Regions from separate parts of the Homo sapiens genome. Here region 2 is linked to region 1. A link is a loop called in an ENCODE intact Hi-C map of the cell type or tissue named here. Cell type or tissue: heart right ventricle. All regions are shown on one strand. Links, peaks and the distances in the headings refer to the core of each region. The heading gives the core; the rest is flanking DNA.

Region 1 (4,395 bases), core at 109-4,108:
GAGAATGGCCAGCACTAACAGGCCCGCCAGACTGCATGGTATGGGAAAGGAAGTTTCTTCAGAGAAACATTGATGTACTATTAGCAATAGAACGGGAAGAAGGCAGGCAAGCAGAAACAACAGATGTCTGCTGCAAAGGCCTTGCCCAAAAGAGGTTCCGGCCGTCCCTGCTGTCCCAAGTCCCATGACTCCTAGCGCACACTATCCCCTCTTCTTTACTATTAGGTTGGTGCAAAAGTCCTTGTGGTTTTTGCCATTTCTTTTCAATGGCAAAAACTGCAGCACCAACCTAATATATTCCCCCTTCCTCCAGTTCACACCCTGCACACACCAGGATAGTTCACACCCTGCACACACCACGATAGTTCACACCCTGCACACACGATAGTTCACACCCTGCACACACCAGGATAGTTCATACCCTGCACACACCAGGATACCCTTGCTGCCTACCTCTGCAGGGTCCCCAGGCCCATGTCATATGAGGTGGACCCTTGTGGATCTCTGCCTATGATGCATCATGGTTTGGTTTAAATTGATTGACATGGCACAACGAATAAGGTTTATTGAGGAAATGGAAAACTTACAAAGCTGGTGCTTCTATACTTCACAGGGAGGAGCCATTTCTGGGCCTGCAGTAAGGATCTGATTGCCAGTAGGGACCAAGTGGGCCCTGTTCTTCTCCCATTTGTAGACCAAAAGTGAGAAAACAGTCTTTGAAGAGGGTGGAACACATAGGCTACTCGGTGCTATCAGTCCAGAATTATGGGGCCAACCATGTAAAGAAATAGTGTGGGGACACCAGCTGTCCTGCAATTCATCTTACGGTGCATAGAAAATTAGAGTCCTCCCTCCCAGGTGAAGGAAGCCAGCAGTCCTGTAGAAAGCTGAGTGTGGGGGCAGCCCTTCTGGTGTGGAGAAGGAGGGGGGATCCTGGTCCTAGCTAGCTTGTTTTCGGGCAACCCAGGACGGACAATTCTCCTAGCTGCGCCACACATACCCAACTTATAGTTCCTTCACTGATACACACTCCCAAGCTCTAATACCCACAAATTAGACATCTTCCATTTCTCTGAACACCTTATTAGGGTTCCCTTGAGAATTTTCCCTCTCTTTCCTATGTTGGTCTTTATTCATCTCCTCCGAGCCTCATACCCTAGATTTTAGAGGCCCATGTTCCTGTCTTCTCTACTGGACTATAGTCTTATCAAAGGTATTTTCCATATGCCTCTTACCTTTGTAATTTTGTCATTAATTAAGTGTTTGATCCAAATAGGCCCTCCACACAACATAGAGTTGATGAAAGAGTGAATGAATGGTTCAGCTGCAAGATGTAAATCTACTCAGAAATGAAATGAGGATGGATCATCCAAAGTAGCTCTCTAAGAAATGTGAGGAGGCGGTATGGATGACAACACTACCAGGGATAGATGAATGGCAGGAAACCTTGTATGGTTTTGGGGGTGGAGTGGTAGAGATGGTGTTGTTGAAAACATTGATTCCCTCAACGAATATTGTCGGTCATCTTCTACACATCAGACCCTGGGCAAATCCATGGAATATACCAGTGAATAAGGCATTTAGGATCCTTAACCTGAAAATGTAACAGGATATTCTTTAACTTCCTTTAAACCCTTAGAATGAGTTTTCTTTGCTTCACTAAGTCCTTAATACTCCAAGATAAACTGGGCTGTCTCAGATCCAGATTTACTAGTGCATGACATTGAATCAGAGGGAAACCTGGACCAAAAGGTGCCTGTATTTGTTAAAGATTAAAAAAAAAATAATAAAAATCTCGTTTCTTTCTGTCTTTTAATCTGCACACATTCACATGGTTGGTCACATGGAAGTTGAGTCAAGATTTGCTCTGCACAAGCCAGTTATTATGCCAGAGTCACAGCAGGGGGTGGCATTGTTTTGACAGACTCACAGGCTCCAAAATGTAAATGGCTTAAATGTAACATGCCAGCTCTGTGAGCTGTCACTCAGAAAGTGCTCAAACCTTTCATCTGTCCAGAGTGAAGTCTGATCAACGGTTGGGTAGGGGGTCTGGCTTCAGGTCCATGCCTCTCTTACTCTCCAGCTCTGGGTTTGGGAGAGAGATGGGAGACAGAAGGCACTGGATTATTTTGAAAACCTTAGCTTCATCACTAAGAATAAAGCTTAGAGATTGTAAAGCATAGGGCCCCCTTTTCTATAGCTAGTATGGGTGAGGAGCCTTATTAGTGCCTTCTCTAATCACTTTGTTGGTTCAGTTCCCTATCCATCCTCACTTTAGTCACCCATTTGGATTAAGGAGCCCCACAGGAGGGAAGCTCCTTTTCCTATTGGTCACTGACATATGGAGGGAAAAAGTGGGGGTTACACACACCATATGTCAGTTAGTTTAGGAATGTTGGTTTCTGTTTCACAAATGCATGTTTAAGTCACAGGTGTTTGAATGAGGATCAAGAACTACACAGTTGATTGAATGATTCATTTATTTTTAAAACCTAGACTCACTCCTCATGTCTCAAGCCCAACATCTGCTCCTCTGGGCCCCACCCAGCCAGAATTTGGCACTTGCCGTATACACCCACGCTTGTGTGTACTTCTGGAAAAGCATTTGTCGGACCATATTATAGTTGTTTGGAAGATCCTTCCATTGTTCATCAGTCCATTGCCCTGAGAACGGGGAGCCCATCTTATTCTTTTCTATATTCTTAGCACCTAGAAAATATTCAGTAAATGTCTCACAAATTAAGGAATGAACACCTAATTATACAAGTACCTCATAGTATGGTAGTTTTGAGAGAAAGAGGTGGGAAAATTTGCAGGGGTTGGGAGAGGAGAGTAGTTCTGAGAGCCAGAAGGAAACAGAGAGCTAAAGGGAAAAAGAAAGAGGCACCGACAAAAGAAAGGGAAAGAGCAACGCTCCAGGAGGGAGACTCAAACTTAGAAGGAAGGAGGTCATTGGCTTTGGGTATGATTCCAGGAAAACATTGGTCAGACCCTGCTGTTCCCTGGAGCTTAGAACTGAGAGTGGATTCCAGTTATCACTACTCTCTGAAGTGCTAATTAGAGGATTAGCTATTGTTCAGAGCTCTTTAGCCACTCTTTATCTCTCCTAGCTCCATTCTGAAGGGGACGACTGCAGGGGAACTAATTTTCTGTACTGCAGCCCAAAAGCCAGAACACTACTACAAGAGCTGGATAAAACCAGATTTGGCTCCTTGAGATGGTTCACTGGGTCTTCTTTGTCTCTCTGGTTGAAAAGCAAGGTTTTTACATCTACCTTTGATCATCGATAGAACTGGATCTCATTCTCCCTACTCAACCACATCTGTCAGCAAAGAGAGAAAGAGATACAGAGAGAGAAAGGCAGAGGAAGAGAAAGGGAGTTTTCATCTCCTATTTACTAGGCTCTTACGGTGTGCTAGCCACCACTCTCAGCAAGTTATGTGTATTGTCTTACTTAATCCTCACCTCAGAGGAAGCCATTTTTAATCACTCCCATTTACAGATGAAAGAATCGAAACTCAGTATAAATGAGTTGCCCAAGGTCACATACCTGGTTCTCACTGGAGCCCGTATTTGAAACCAGGATGGTCTGACTCCAGAACCCATGCCATTCACCATGACCTTGCTGAGCTATCACCTACCAAAAGACACTGGTGGGTCTGAGAGGATGAGGATGATACACGGCAGCTAAACTGTTATTACTGAGTGTTTATTTTGTGCCCAACGTGGCACTAAGGGATTCACACACATTGTTTTATTAAAACTGTCTGACAACCCAGTGAGGTAGGTTTTATGGTTTATTTGTAGACAAGAAGCTTGAGGCCTAAAGAGGTTTAGGGACCCATCCAAGGTTGCCCAGTGTTACACAGTGGCTGAACTCAGAATTAAAACAAAGTCTGTCTGGCTCTAAAGATGATGCTAAGGCTGGGAAGGGTTAAACCAGAGGATTTCTTTATTGACTGGAGTTCACTTTGATTTATACAAACTTCCTGAAGGAAGTGTTCTCCAGGGATCTTTGATTCACTCCTCTGCCTTTAGGTAAATAAGCCATTATTATCTCCTTTCGATACTTGCAGTGGGGCCAGAGATTTTTAAGGGGGTGGTTCAAAGTCACTTAGCTTGGATATTCAGAAATGTGTTTGACATCTCAAGTCCTCCTACGGTTGCTGGGTGGTTAAGAGTTGTCTGCTCCATCTCTCTGGACTCTCTTGGCCTTTCTCCATTTCATCTCCCTAACTGGGTGCCCAGTGTCCATTTGCTGTTCCTGGTGCCTGGGGCCCTTATTACTTCTGCCTTTGCAATTTTTTTTGAAGTCCTTTCCATCATTAGAATTTGTCCCTGCTGACCCTATCAGAGGCTGAGGTCAATTTGATCAAATTCATTTACAGTTAAGCA
Region 2 (4,395 bases), core at 231-4,230, 59 kb before region 1:
GGCAATCCTCCCACCTCAGCCTCCCAAGTAGCTGGGATTGTAGGTGTGCACCACCATGCCCAGCTAATGTTATTATAATTATTTATTATAATTATTATTGTATGTAAAGTCAGGGTCTCCCTATGTTGCCCAGGCTGGTCTTGAACTCTTGGGCTCAAGTGATCCTCCTGCCTTGGCCTCCCAAAGTGCTGGGATTACAGGCATGAGCCACTGTGCTTGCTGACTATGCGTAAGGGACTTGCACATCTGTAGATTTTGGTATTTGCGGGGGTCCTGGAAACAATCCCCTGCAGATACCAAGGGATAGCTGTACTGTGCCAGATGGCAAGGATACAGTAGTTGAATGAAGTAGGCTCAGTGTATGTGTTATCTATTGCCACATAACAATAAAACCACAAACTTAGAAGCTTAAAATAACATACATTTATGATCTCAGTTTCTTTAGATCAGGAGTCTGGGTACAGATTAACTGGGATCTCTCCAAGGCTACAATCAAAGTGTCAGCTAAGGATGGGTTCTTATCAAAAGATTTGACTGCGGAGGATCTAACTCCAAGTTCATGTAGTTGTTAGCAGGGTTTGGGTTTTGCAGGCTATGAGGCTAAGAGCCTCAGAGCCTCAATTTCTAGCTAGTTGTGGCTGGAGGCCACTCTCAGTTTCTTGACATGTGGTCCTCCCCAACATAGCCACTTGCTTCATCAAAGCTAGCAAGGGAAGGAGCCTAGCAAGACAGACATTGCAATCTTACATAATATCATCATAGAACTGGCCTCCCATCACCTTTGCCATATTGCATAGATTAGAAGCAAGTCACAGTCCCCTGCCACACTCTAGGGATGGGAAGATTACATATGGATGTGAGTACTAGGTCTACTATACCAGTCTCTACTGTCACTCAGTTTACAGGGAAGATAGCCATAAAATATAATTACTATGAAGTGTGATTCCGGCTATAAGAAGGGAAGAACTTAGGTAATGTCTCCCTCACTCAGTGTAATGAGGGATATTTAAGCAAGAACTTTGAGGAACTGCTCAAATAAATTGTGGGGTAAGTGTACATGGGAGTTGGGGGTAAGTGGGAAGTAGTGGGAGTGTATGATGCACAGAGGGTTCCAGGAAGAGGAGTTCTCAACTCATAAAATGTTAGAGCAATGGCCAGGCACAGTGGCTCACGCCTGTAATCCCAGCATTTTGGGAGGCCAAGGCAGGCAGATTGCTTGAGCTCATGAGTTCTAGACCAGCCTGGGGAATGTGGTGAAATCCCCATCTCTACAAAAAAATACAAAAATTAGCCAGGCATGTTAGTGCACACCTGTAGTCCCAGCTACTTTGGAGGCTGAGGTGGCAGGATGGCTTGAATCCAGGAGGCAGAGGTTGCAGTAAGCCGAGATTGTGCCACTGCACTCCGGGCTGGGTTATAGAGCCAGACTTTGTCTCAGAAACAAACAAACAAGCAAACAAACAAAAAACTGTTAGAGCAAAGGAGACGTAGTGATTATCTAGTCTCCTGGTTCTCAGTCTGGACACAACTCAGAATCACCTGAAGAGCTTTATAAACCACTCATGAGCAGGTCCACCCTAGAGACTATGAAGAATTGGTCTCAGGTGGGTCCAGACACTGGCATTTCTTACAGCTCTCCAGATGATTTTAATGTGTGGTCATGGTGGAGAACTACTGTTCTGGTCTAAATTATTTGATTTTATATGTAAGGAATTTGAAGTTCAGAAAGGAAACAGGCTGGGCGCTGTGGCTCATGCCTGTAATCCTAGCACTTTGGGAGGCTGAGACAGGCAGATCACTTGAGGTAAGGAGTTCAAAACCAGCCTGGCCAATATGGTGAAACCCCGTCTTTACTAAAAATACAAAAAAATTAGCTGGGCATGGTGGTGGGTGTCTGTAATCCCACTACTTGGGAGGCTGAGGCAGGAGATTCGCTTGAACCTGGGAGGCAGAGGTTGCAGTGAAGCTGAGATCGTTCCACTGCACTCTAGCCTGGACGGCAGAGTGAGACTCCATCTCAAAAAAAAAAAAAAAAAAAAAAAGAAAGAAAGAAAAGAAAGGAAACAGATTTGCCCAGGGATACGCAGCTCCTATTTGACAAAACCAGGGTGGGGATGTCACTGAGCTGGGAGGTATAGGAGATCTGCTCCTGCTACCAGCAGGTTTCTGTCCCTTTCTCTCTCTAGGACTCAATGTCTCTATCTGTAAAAGGATATGAGACAGACAGTCTCAGAGCCCCTTCTAATACTGGCAATTCTCTGATTCTATTTGGTTAAGTACCAGCTCCATACTAGCAGCTGACCTGAAACTGGCACCCAGCTGTCTCCACTCTGGGATGTGTCACTGGAAACCTAGAGTCAGTAATGTTGGGGACCATGGCCAAGGCCCTTCTTTGAGTGAGGCTGCCTGATAGATTTGATGTTCCTGAACATGCCCTTTTACTAAAGATAATTTTGTCTACTGAAGCATGTGAGAAGTTCACCCAGCAGGAATCTGCTCTGGCTGGGTTTAATCTATGATGTGCTTATTAGGATTAGGGTTTTAATTAAAATTGACATTTCAAAGACTACCTATGAAGAGGCCCTGTTTTAATGAAAAGCAATTCATAATGGCAAAGGTAATCTTCTCATGTGACTAGGCAGGTGACTGTGGAATTCAATTCTCTTCTCCCCTGGCTACATTCACCCATTACCTGCTGGTGTTCGTGGACCCTTCTGTGCCGAATCATCAGCAAGGCAGGGGACAGTGCCGTGGGGGCAGAGACAGTATTATTCTGGCCTCCTGGGGACCAGAACTCCCCTCCAGCTCTGGACAAATGTGTTGAGTTTCCTCACATGTAGAATAAACTGCTCTATTACCTACTTAAAAAAAAACAAAACTTGCCGAGCACTTATTCTGACTTATAACTCTTAGTCTTTCTCCTTGTGGGATTCACACAACTGGGGGTGGGGCGGGTGGCATGGAGCAGAGGCAAGAAAATCAATGTCCAGCAGGCCCTATCTCAGTGCCTGGCACATAGGAAACTCTTTTGATATTTATTGTATCCAGACGCTGTGGGAGCCCAGAGGAGGTAGCTTGAAATCACATAGGGATGGGGGAGGTAGATAAGCCATGCCTCCCAAAAGTACAGTCATTAATTAATTCTCCACATATTTATTGAGCACTGATTATATGTCAGGAGATGGGGATAGAGGGGTGAACAAGGCATTGATAGTGACCTCGTCTTTACAGAGCCTACCTTCTCATGGGAATAATACTTATAGTAATGGTAATTGTAGTAACAATGGCTTCTATTTAAAAAGCACTTCCTCACTAACAACCTTATCATATAGGTACTTTTAATATTTTCCCCTTTTACAGATGAGGAACTGGAAGCTCATGGAAGAGTTAAGGACCTTGCCCAAAGCTGCCCAGCTAGGAGACGACAGAGCTGGGGATACCCGCCCTGCACTGGGTGAATCAGAGCCTGAACCATGAACCACTTTACTATTCTGGTTTAGGACTGCAGTCACGCATAAGTGGTGGAGGGGTTAACCCATTGTGAGAACAAATATGTGTAAGTGTGTACCCGGGCATGTGCATGTGTGTGTGAGAGATGGTGAGAGAGGGAGAGAAAGTGCACTGAACAGCCACAGTGCTGTTCCTAACCAAGTCCTCCATACAGCCCAAGAACATGCCCTCTCCTCACTCCATGCTGTACTTGGTGATGCGGAGGGACCAGTCTTTTAAGACATCTGAAGGGTTAGCTGGGTGTTGTGGTGTGCATCTGTAATCCCAGCTCCTTGGGAAGCTGAGGCACAAGAATCACTTGAACCTGGAAGGTGGAGGTTGCAGTGAGCTGAGATCGCACCACTGCACCCCAGTCTGGGTGACACAGTGAGACCCTGTCTCAAAAAAAAAAAAAAAAAAAAAAGACATTTGAAGGGAAAGATGCCGCCTGCCCTTATTTGAGGGATGGCAAAAATTAATGGCAGCATATTAAGGTGAAATCTAAAAATAGAGAGGGATTCAGCTCATCAAGAAGCCCAAATGGGTCAGGCTGGGTGGCTCACGCCTGTAATCCCAGCACTTTGAGAGGCCAAGGCAGGCGTATCGCTTGAATCTAGGAGTTTGAGACCAGCCTTGGGAACATGGAGAAACCCTGTCTGTACAAAAAATACAAAAATTAGCTGGGTTCCTAGGCGTGCACCTGTTAACCTAGCTACTTGGAAGGTTGAGGTGGGAGGATCGTTTGAACCCAGAAGGTTGAGGCTGCGTGAACCATGACTGTGCCACTGCACTCCAGCCTGGTTAACAGAGTGAGACTTTGTCTCAAAAAAAGAATCCCAAAAGGCCTGGTATCCTTCCTCAGCCCTCAGTGACTTTGCCTGGGAATGAGGCAGAGTCAGGTTGGGG

The links. Peaks named below come from ENCODE experiments on the same cell type or tissue, not always from the same donor. Only the 100,000 strongest peaks of a DNase experiment are listed, where the experiment ranks them.
Region 2: it touches region 1 in a loop (2.0-fold over the local background); 4 of 110 quality-filtered maps call a loop at or near these places.

Annotation. Positions count from the first base shown.
Region 1 is chr5:154,084,957-154,089,351 of GRCh38, reverse strand. No RefSeq gene overlaps it. Among named protein-coding and RNA genes, the nearest start is that of MFAP3, 48 kb to the right of the region's middle. RefSeq lists an enhancer at 3,204-3,709. In heart right ventricle, for the core only: no CTCF peak of the experiment used is centred there; a DNase peak (open chromatin) is centred at 2,544; H3K27ac peaks cover 1,389 bases.
Region 2 is chr5:154,144,554-154,148,948 of GRCh38, reverse strand. No RefSeq gene overlaps it. Among named protein-coding and RNA genes, the nearest start is that of GALNT10, 44 kb to the left of the region's middle. In heart right ventricle, for the core only: no CTCF peak of the experiment used is centred there; a DNase peak (open chromatin) is centred at 2,368; H3K27ac peaks cover 1,960 bases.